Linked DNA regions of Homo sapiens: region 2 is linked to region 1. Evidence: chromatin contacts called from ENCODE Hi-C or POLR2A ChIA-PET data. All regions are on one chromosome and are shown on one strand. Each heading gives the region's core, a stretch centred on a gene start or an enhancer-like site at or near the end of the contact. The rest is flanking DNA. Distances are from core to core; before and after follow the strand shown. Region 1 holds the start of HSPA12A (heat shock protein family A (Hsp70) member 12A). Region 2 holds the start of SHTN1 (shootin 1).

The links. A loop is a pair of places that touch in the nucleus more often than their neighbours do. ChIA-PET counts read pairs that join two places held with the same protein, here RNA polymerase II (POLR2A). Pooled maps may share reads with other maps.
Region 2: a pooled map shows a loop between it and region 1 (2.7-fold over the local background). The contact joins the promoter of SHTN1 here to the promoter of HSPA12A in region 1. A Hi-C loop is called at or near these places in 1 of 168 maps with a recorded cell type or tissue (lower leg skin) and 3 of 50 pooled maps. POLR2A ChIA-PET finds 5 or more read pairs at or near these places in 1 of 52 experiments (Caco-2).

What each region holds. Positions count from the first base shown.
Region 1 is chr10:116,740,545-116,745,611 of GRCh38, forward strand. It overlaps HSPA12A (heat shock protein family A (Hsp70) member 12A), which reads right to left and starts at 2,022. Exons shown (of 12, transcript NM_025015.3): 1 at 1,886-2,022. The coding sequence starts at 1,925. RefSeq lists enhancers at 1,887-2,591, 2,592-3,295 and a silencer at 1,887-2,336.
Region 2 is chr10:117,003,168-117,008,072 of GRCh38, forward strand. SHTN1 (shootin 1) reads right to left here and starts at 2,020. Exons shown (of 17, transcript NM_001127211.3): 1 at 1,855-2,020. The coding sequence starts at 1,912. RefSeq lists an enhancer at 1,103-1,796 and silencers at 1,611-1,905, 1,777-1,886, 2,117-2,196.

The DNA.
Region 1 (5,067 bases), core at 772-3,271:
AATACTCCAGAACAAACGCAGAAGAGCGGTGGCAGGTGGCTCGGCACACCAGGTATGGGTGTCCCCATCCTGGACAGGATTTCTCCCAGCACCGTGTGTGTGTGTGTGTGTGTGTGTGTGTGTGTGTGTGTCTGTGTGTGTGTGTGTGTGTGCGTGTGTGTGTGTGTTAGGATAGGGGTGCTGAATTTGATTTACAAGACAAAACAGTGTTGGGAAAGGTGTGGGGAGTGGGTACACATTCCTGCCCACTTCTGATTTGACAAATCCTATGCCCAACCTTGTATTTGGTATCATCGCCCACCCTATCCCAGCATGAGAGGCAAGAAACTGGCTCAGTAATTCTCAGGCTTTAGCAATTCAACGCCCCTACTTATCGTCCTAAAAATTTTTTTATTTTCTGACTTAAAGGAAAAAAGTAAAAAAAAAAAAAAAAAAAAAAAAAAGAGTCAATCCAGTTGCTGAGTGATGTTCAGACAAAGACAGCTGCCAGTCCATTGCCTGCGTTCACCAGCTGAGGAAGAGTACAGGCGGGGACTGGGTGTGTGTTTGGGGACGGCCTGGGCTCTCCGCTGCCTCTCCCTGGAGTGAGCCCTGTCAGGATCCCCCACCCGCCACCCTGCACTCCCCCACCACTGCAGTGCCGCGTGGGGAGGCACCTCCCTGATCCGCAGGAACAATGGGCTGGGGTGGGGGCAGGTGCGGCTTGGAGTGCAGCAGAGGGTGGGGGCCGCAGGCCCGACAGCAAGACAGGGAACCCAGCGCAGATGGTGGCTGTGCTGCCACTGGACTCAGTTTCTCCAGCTTTTGGGGCCCCGCAGAGCCAAGCGCTCGTTTCGTGGCTGAATCTCCCTTGCGTCCCGGCATTTTAATATCATCCTCGCAGGCGGCTTGCCTGTCGCTCCCGGGAAAGATGCCTGGGCCGCGCTCCTCTCCCCGGCGGCCGCTCTCGCCGAGGCCCTGCAGGTCAGGGACGCGCGGCGCCTCCATGCGCCCAACTTTCCCCACTTGGGACCCACAGGAAGACTGGAATCCTGGCCAGCCGGGCCCTCCGTGGGAGAAGCCTTGATTTACAGCCCTGGGCTCCGAAACCTGCTCGTCCTCTTCCCGCAACCCCCTTCCCCGTCCTCTCCGGCTCCCCCACCCTTCGGAGCCCTAATCACGCTCCCCAAAGAAAGCGGCCCTAGCACATCTGCAAAATGCGAGCGTCTGTCCTCCGCACTGGGTGCCTCCCCCTGCCCCCCGCAAGGAAGGGACCATCGAACCCCCGCCGCTTCACCCTTCCCCAGCCCAGTGAGTCCCTGGGGATGGGCGGGGAGGTGGGTGAGAAGCCCTTCGGCCGCAGCTGCAGCCCCCACTCCTGGCTCGAGCGTCCGGCCGGGGTGGGATGGGGCGAGGGAACAGGTCCAAATCTCCGATTTCCCCCAGGCTCCCACTCCTGCCTCGCTGAGTCACGAAAATTACCCGCTGGGGCCACCCGGCCACCCGGCGGCGGGCCCTTTACCCAGCCAGCGCCGGCCTCCGCAGCCCATCGCGCGGGGGCTGCACACGCGGGGCGGTCCTCACCCGCACGCGCGACCAGCCCCGCAGGAGGCGCCACCCGAGGCAGGGACCAACCAGGCGCCTCAGCGGGGGCTGCAGTCCCCGCCGCGGAGTCCGCACCCTGGCGGGGCGCAGAACATGTGACCCGCGGGCCGTCTCCGGTCCACCGGACCCCGGCCCCCGGCCCCGCTGCTGCTGACCCCGGCCCCGCCCGCCAGAACTGGATGCAGCGCGGGCGTCCCCACTTTTCCACGGCGCGCGAGGGGGTGCGGAGCGTTGGGCCAAGCGCGCCTCCTCCCTCCCTGCCCCGCCAGCCGCGGCCGCAGGACCCGCAGCCTGCGCTCACCTCGGGGCCCGTCGCTGCCGCCGGCCTCCTTGTCCGCCATGGTCGCGCAGCCCCGGACCGCGAGGGGAGCCTCCAGCGCAGCGCCCGTGCCCGTGCGGGTCTCTGTCCGCGTCCGCGGCGGCGCTCGGGCCGTGTCTGAGCCGCCGGGCAGCGGGAGCGCTGCTCTGACGCGGCAGCCGCCGCAGCCACGGCTCCTCCCCGGGCCCCGCCCCGGCCCGCCCGGCGCCCCGCCCCTCCGAGCTCGGGCCGGCCGGGAAAGGTCGGGGAAGGCGGGCGCGGGGAACTGCCTGGCTCCGGAGCTGCGCTCCCCGCCCGCCCAGAGCGGCCCGCCGAGGCCCGGCCTCTCCTCTCCCGGCTTCGGGACCGAGCGGTCGCCCCGCAGTCGACCGCGGCGGGGGTAGTGGCGCGCCCGGGGCTGCGCTGCGGGAGCGGATTTCAGGCCCTCGGGGCCCCGCGGCGCGTCCCCTCTTTGGAAGTCACCGAATGGCCAGGCCTGGAGCCCTTCAGCAAGCCCAGCGCGCCCGGCGCTCTCCCGAGGACGCCCGCGCCAGTCCCCACCAGCTTCTGTCTGTCCCCCAGGGTCCCAGGGGAGCGGCCCTGGGCCGGCGCAAAGGCGGGCTGGGTGGACCCCGGCGCGGGCAGGACCCAGGCCGCAGACCAAGGACCTGCGCGGGGGCCGAGCCCGGGGCACCGCCTCCAGGCCGCCTGCGGGACTCCATGGCAACTCCGGACCCAGGGAGGTGCTTGCCCCGGAGGCTGAGTCGCGCCTTCCATATATGGGATCCAGCTGGGCCCTCCTTAGAAGTCTGAGAATAACGATATTAATAATGCAAGGCTTCAGTTGTGAATGATTCATACTCCCTGTCCCCAGCTCCTCCACACACACGCGCCGCTGGCACCTGTTTGGGCCTGGCCAGGCACCCCCTGGGTCCGCGGTGTCACCACCCTGCCTTGGCAAACGAGGGCAGTAATAGGAATCCGAGGAGCACCGTCACTGGGTCGTTTCCGGGTGCCTGGCACTGTGCTACCTGCCTGGTGCTTTACCTCTATCTCCTTTCCTCCCCATAACTAACATTTTGCAGATAAGGAAGCTGAGGATCGGCAGGGTTACAATATCACACCCAGCAGGTGAGTCGCGGAGCTGGGATTCCCACCCAGCTGTAACCACCAGCATCCCTCACTTCCAGAGATGGGTGGCATTTCCCAAAGATCACCTAGGGGAGGCTTCATCGTACAATCCCGTTCTGGATGACGGAGTGGGCAGAGAGCTGCTGCGAGAGCGTTATGGATGACGGAATGGGCAGAGAGCTGCTGCGAGAGCCTGGAGACCAGAAGGTGATGGCAGAGTGACAAGTTCAAAACACAAAACTTGTCTTCTGTCTGCCTGCATTAAAAATCCCAAATGGACAGTTCCTGGCTGTGCATGAAACCACAGTCAAGTTATTTAACCTATCTGAGCCTCAATATTCTCATCTGCGAAATGGGTATAACAGGAGAACCCACTTCATAAAACTGAAGATTAGATAGACTATGCATGTAACATGCTTAGCTTGGGATCTAGCACATGGTAAAAATCATTAAGTCACTGATGGCCCCCGAGGGCCCTTCCTGCCTACGTGCCTGCGACAGCCTGCCCACAGCTCCCCCGCCCTCCTGTCTCACCCCTTCAGTCCATGCTTTGTGATCTGGTCTGTCCCCACCCTACTCCAGCTCCAGCTACAGCCGCTCTGATTCTTCAATCCCTCTCACCCACCCCTGCTTCTCTTATGCTGGTATTTCAAAGACATGAAAATGTGCTTGATGCCTGGATCACCCGTCCTCTCATTTCACCACCACCAGCAACCTAAGAACTTCTCCTTCTCATCATGGACTGCCCAACTCCAGGAAGGCTCCCCTGCATACCCATGCTGGCCAGGGGGGCCCTCCTCAGTGTCCTCAAGGCACTCGTTCCTCCCCATCAGACCAGGGCATCAGGACATTGGCCTTGACAGCCTGTCAGAAGCAGCAGAAACCCGTAGCCCCTGCACATCTGCCTCCTGCTGTGGAAGGGCCTTGGGCGCCACGTGCCCTCATGGGACTCCCAGCCACAGTGACATGAGGGTGCGTGAGAAGGATGGGAGGTGACATGCAGGCCCCAGTGCTGGGGGCAGAGAGCAGAACACTTTTGATTTGCAGGGGAGCATGAAAGGCAGCGCACACTCTGCCTGGGATTTGCCCTCACGGCCTTCATGCTCATCACACTAATTACAACGCGCCCTGCTGAGCACACCATCCAGCCCGCCAGCGAGGGGCTGTTGTGGTCTCACCTAGTTCTCATGGTGGCCCTTGCGGTTTTGCAGGAGAGGAAAAGGAAGCATTCAAAGGCTGAGGCACCTGTTCAGGCATCCTCTGGCCATCAGCAGCAAGGCTGGGGTTCAAGGCTCAGCACGCCACATCAAGGAAGGGTTCCCACCTTCCTCCCTGGAGTCTTCTTCCCCAATAGCAGCCAGAGAGAGAGCATGTCATTCTCCTGCTACCAGGTCCTACACAAATTGGCCTCCTGATGCCTCAGTGACCTCAGCTCCTTCCACTCTCCCATTCCCCCCAAAGCCCAAACACACACAGGCCCCACCTGGGGGGTCACTCCCCCGGACACATCCTTCAAGAGAATCAATCACGTGGCTTGCTCCTCCCAGAACACTCTATCTAAAACTGCTGCCTCGCCCCCACTGGGAAGTAAGTCCCAGGAGAGCAAGATCGTGGACTGTGTTGCCAGTTCTGCATCTCTGTGTCTAGAACAGCGCCTGGTACATGGCAGGCACTTAATAAATCCTTGATGCTTGACTGGCTGAATCAGTAAGTGAAGCGGGAACACAGCCCAGCACACAGACATTCTGCTGACCCCCAGGGCTCATGCCTTTCCACAGCCCCAGCTGTCTCAGGGCACGCCCAGACTCCTGGGAGGTTGCTCTGTACCAAGTTCCCTCAAGCTCCCCTCCAAAGACTCCTCCTCACAGTGCTCTCTGTGGGTACACTGCAGCACCCTCTATACCATCTCTTCTCCACCCTCCACACCCTCCACAGGCTGTAGACTGTGGTAGCTGGTGGAGAGAATGTTACACATCTCGGTTGGATACTCAAGTCCTAAAAAGTGGCCCAGCCCAGAGCCAAGTGACCACCTTCTAGTTCCCTTCCTGCTGGTC
Region 2 (4,905 bases), core at 770-3,269, 260 kb after region 1:
TTACCTATAATGAAAGCTCCACAAATCTAGAATATGAATCAAGTTTTAATGTTTTGGGTTGGGCGAAGGTGTATTAAATATAAAATACCAGTCAGTAGAATCCAGTCCCTCGCTAAAACACTTGAGAAACTTCAGATAAAGGCATTCTGTCCACCCACTAAATTCACTGATGCTTGTGACTTTATGACCTCAGGCTAATCTAGGATGCCAGGTAAAGGTGCTGGGAAGGCCAAAGAGACTAACATTTATCCAGCACTTTCTAGATGCTGGATATCACAGAAGAATGTGTTATGTCCATTTCAGAGGTTAAATAATTTCCCCAGGGTCACACAGTAAACAGTAATGTTGAAATTTGTTTGCCAGAGTGTGGCTTCAGAGGAATCCGGGAGCACTTCCCAACGGTGTCTGTGGTTTTACGCAACAACAGGTAAGAGTACTGGACAGGACCTCAGAAAGTCCTCCAGTTTCACCCTCGCCTTTAGTCAGGTCGGCCTTGATTGACCAGAAGATCCACGGAAGGAAAGAGACTCCTCCAAGTTCACAGAGCAGGTGAGCTGGGCCAAGAGAAGTGAAAGAGCTGCAACTAAATACCAGGTTTTGCCACAGAGCAGGGATCCTTCCATTACATGGTCTTGTCAGCAAGACATTCAGAAAAGTACATGTTCCTACACATTTTTACTTCCTTTAAATCTGTATGGTTCCTCCCTTTATTTCTTTATTATTTATTATTATTATTTTTTTTTGGAGATGGAGTTTCGTTCTTGTTGCCCAGGCTGGAGTGCAACGGCGCCATCTTGGCTCACCGCAACCTCCGCCTCCTGGCGATTCTCCTGCCTCAGCCTCCCGGGTAGCTGGGATTACAGGCATGCACCACCACGCCCGGCTAATTTTGTATTTTTAGTAGAGATAGGGGTTCTCCATGTTGGTTAGGCTGGTCTCGAACTCCTGACCTTAGGTGATCCACCTGCCTCGGCCTCCCAAATTGCTGAGATTACAGGCGTGAGCCACCGCACCCGGCTGGTTCCTCCCTGTCTTGACCCACATTCGCAGACCACCCTTTGGTCAGGGTAATAATGATAAGTGTTTAAATGTGATAGGTTAGCATTTGGTTGTTGATCTGGTTTGGTTCAGAAGTGTGGTAACTGATGAAAAAAATGATTGACTGAAGCAGGTCTTTATTAAAGGATAATCCCCAGTTACCAAGCAGTACAGAAATGCGTGCGCATGGCCTGGCTCTCCTTCGCCCAGCGTCAACCCTGTTAATTCTGAAAGCTCAACACTGGCAGGATGTTGACCTTGCTGACTAATAAACTGCTAAAATTGAGAAGTGATTAAAAAAAAAATTATGGCCTGAAAATCCCAGCTGGGCAAGGAAAGAGGAACTAGACCGAATCCAAACGAAAAGCTGGGAAGGGTGTGAAACAGCCCTACAGGCCACCCAGCGCCAACAAATGTGTAAGGGTGGGGCCAAGCTAGCTGAGCCGCCCAAAGCAGCCAAAATATCCTGCCCCACCCGCTTCTCCGGCAAGGAAGGTGGCACTGTGCAACCTCGTCCGCACTGAATCCTCGTCCCTTCCCCCAGCCCCCGATCGCCAGCAAACGCAACCAGCGGGCAGCGGGTCTCGAGCTGCGGGGCCTGACTAGCCCCGACACTCCGCGTTATCCTCGGTCCAGAGCTTTCCCAGGCGCGCCGGCCACGGAGGACGCTTCTCTGCGGGTGACGGAGCTACTGCGGTGACCACGGCGGCCGCCACGTCTCCCGCCCGGCTTCCAACTGCCCTGGCCCCAGCGCCCTGGGGCCGTCCCCGCCCACGGGCCGCGGCTGCCCACACCTGGCGCCCGCGTGCTGCCTACCTTGCTCCTTCAGACTGGTAATGAGCTGCAGCTGCTTCTCTTCGTCCGAGCTGTTCATTTTGGCGGGTGGGGCCGGGAATAAAAGGGAAAGAGGGAGCGGCGCGGGGCACACAGGAGGAGGGGGAAGAAAAAGCAAGATGCCGGTGGCTTGCGGCTCCACTACCCGGAAGTTGGATCCGCTCCCGCTCCTCCTCCTCCTGGCGCGGAGCGCGCGAGTGAGATCATCCCCACGCACCTACTCGGCGGCTGCGGCCGCTTCACCTGCAGGCGGGGCGGGGCGGGCCCAGCAGTCCCGTTCAGGGGGTGGAGGAACGAGGGCGGGTCGGCAGCCGCTATGCCAGCCTGTGGCTGCCGGCGCGGCAGGACGCGCTGGTGGGAGGGGGGGCGGCCCTGCGTGGGGTCGCTCCGCACCCTTTTCTCCGCCTCCACCTCCCGGACTCAGGGACGCGAGTTCAGAGAAAACCGGCTGTGGGTTCGCAGCGTGTGTGGGAACTCCACTTTGGACGCTTCCCGGGGGTCGCTCCCAAAGAACCACAGAGGTAGAGCGGGACGCAATGAGCCATGAACGCCTGGGCTTCTTCCCTAGTTTTCCCGCAGTAGACTCTGGGGGCGCGGTTGCAAAACCTAGCTGCCCACAGGGGCGGGCCCAGGGTGGTACATTTTGCACCTTGAAGAGGAGACAAGGATCGAATCAGGCCGCCCAGCTACTTAAATGACCATGCCGTGAGTGAAGGAGGGCCCTGGCTAGCTTTCCCCCATCGCACCAGGTTTGCCAGGTGGTCAGAACGTGGACCCTGCTGCACGTGGATGGTGGGGCCTGGAGGGCCCTTGCAGATCATCTGGTTGGTGGCGGGATGACCTTCCCTTTAGAGAGGGTGCCACTGCAGTCCGAATGCCGAAGGTCACGCAGCCCCCGGGCAGCAGAGGCTGGCAGTTAAGCCAAGCGTTTGTCCCAGTTCACTGCCCTCTGAACTATTTGAACTCATGTCTGTGTTAGACCATGCCCAGGAGAGAAGTGGCAGGTCTGCATTGTTTCAAAGGTGCTTCTCCCCAACCCCTAGTTGCGAGCTAACCTTTGGTCAAGTCTCCTGCATCTTTGAACTTCATCTGAAGAATAGGAAGAATAGTGATACCTACTCTCAAGGAAGAGTTGTAAGGATTTAATAGAGGAAGATTAACAAAACACCAAGTCCAGAATTTATAATGCAGTTTTTTTTTGTTTTTTTTTTGTTTTTTTGTTTTTAATAAAGATTACAGGTCTGTGGCCGGGCACAGTGGCTCACGCCTGTAATCCCAGCACTTTGGGAGGCCAAGGCGGGCAGATCACGAGGTCAGGAGATCGAGACCATCCTGGCTAACACGGTGAAACCCCGTCTCTACTAAAAATACAAAAAATTAGCCGGGCGTGGTGGCAGGCGCCTGTAGTCCCACCTACTCGGGAAGCTGAGGCAGGAGAATGGCGTGAACCCGGGAGGCGGAGCTTGCAGTGAGCCGAGATCGCGCCACTGCACTCCAGCCTGGGTGACAGAGTGAGACTCCGTCTCAAAAAAAAAAAAAAAAAAAAATTACAGGTCTGTGAGAAAGGGGTTGTGGTTGCTGACTATAAGCTGAAGGTTGCAGTTCTTTTACACTGATCATTAAGCATGGGAGATAAGTCCAAACTGAATTAGACTTATTGCACAGCTTGGTTTTTCTCACTACCTCTAAGCTCTTAGTTTGGGTACAGCAACAGCACAGTGCTGCTCATTCCTCAATTGCTGTTTTATGGAAGTGCCCAGCTCCATTTCTTGTGTTCATTTCTCCATGATAGTTGTAGAGTGAGGTTGAGATATGGGTAAATCCTGTAACTAGTGTCTTTCTGATACTCACTACATGCTAACTAAAATTTTGAAAAAAAAAATGGTAGCACTGCTTTCTCTTTCTCTAAAATGGCAATATAGTACTTTAGCATGAGTGATTTAGGGGTAGAATGATCTAAAAGGGCAGCATAGTATTTTTTAATACAGTGTATTAAAATGTTTAAAGTTTAAAAATAATTTTGATATGGGATTGTATTATTCAGCCCTTTCCCTAGGTATGCGTAAGATAATTCAAGATAGTTGCAGATAGCTGCCATGAAGATCCCCAGGAGATAATAATAAAAAAATCCGGGAGATTTTAATGAAAAATAATGGACATTTAGCTTTTGTCCAGCAGTTGGGAAACCTGTTAAACCTGATGAGTCATCCTGACTCATTCTCTCTCACTCTACCAAATACAAGCAGAGTGCCCATTAAATATTTGGCTTAGTTCACAAAGTTCCATTTTTTTTTAATGGCTGATTTGTCTACTCCAATTATACAGTAGTTAGATAGTATTTCTGGAGTTTAAGAATGAGTTAATTATCAAATCTATAATCAAACTTTTGGTTCCATACTAAATCTGCGGCCTCTTGCAATTAATCCCATTTATCCTCCTTAAAATTAGAAAAGGCTCCTGAGCTGAGATTCTGCCACTGCACTGCAGCCTGGGTGACAGAGTGAGACTCCATCTCAAAAAAAAAAAAAAAAAAAAAAAAAACTCCTGAAATACAATATGGCATTCACTTGAGGACATGGTATGAATTATTAGGAGGGCTATTAGAGTCCTTATTGGGATTCAGTTCTCCCATTACACTATTGTTTATTTATATGATATGAATATTGATGGAAAGGATAGAAGTGATAAATTAGTTTTTGTTCCGTTTAATAATATACAGAGTGATGGCTATGGGAGGCCGAGGCGGGCAGATCACGAGGTCAGGAGATTGAGACCATCCTGGCTAACACGGTGAAACCCTGTCTCTACTAAAAATAAAAAAAGCTGGGTGTGGTGGCGGGCACCTGTAGTCCCAGCTACTCGGGAGGCTGAGGCAGGAGAATCACTTGAACCCGAGAGGCGAAGGTTGCAGTGAGCCGAGATCATGCCACTGCACTCCAGCCTGGGTGACAGAGCGAGACTCCATCTCAATAATAATAATATACATAGTGATTTATGTTGCAGGCATCACGTTGGAGTTACTATTGACCTCCA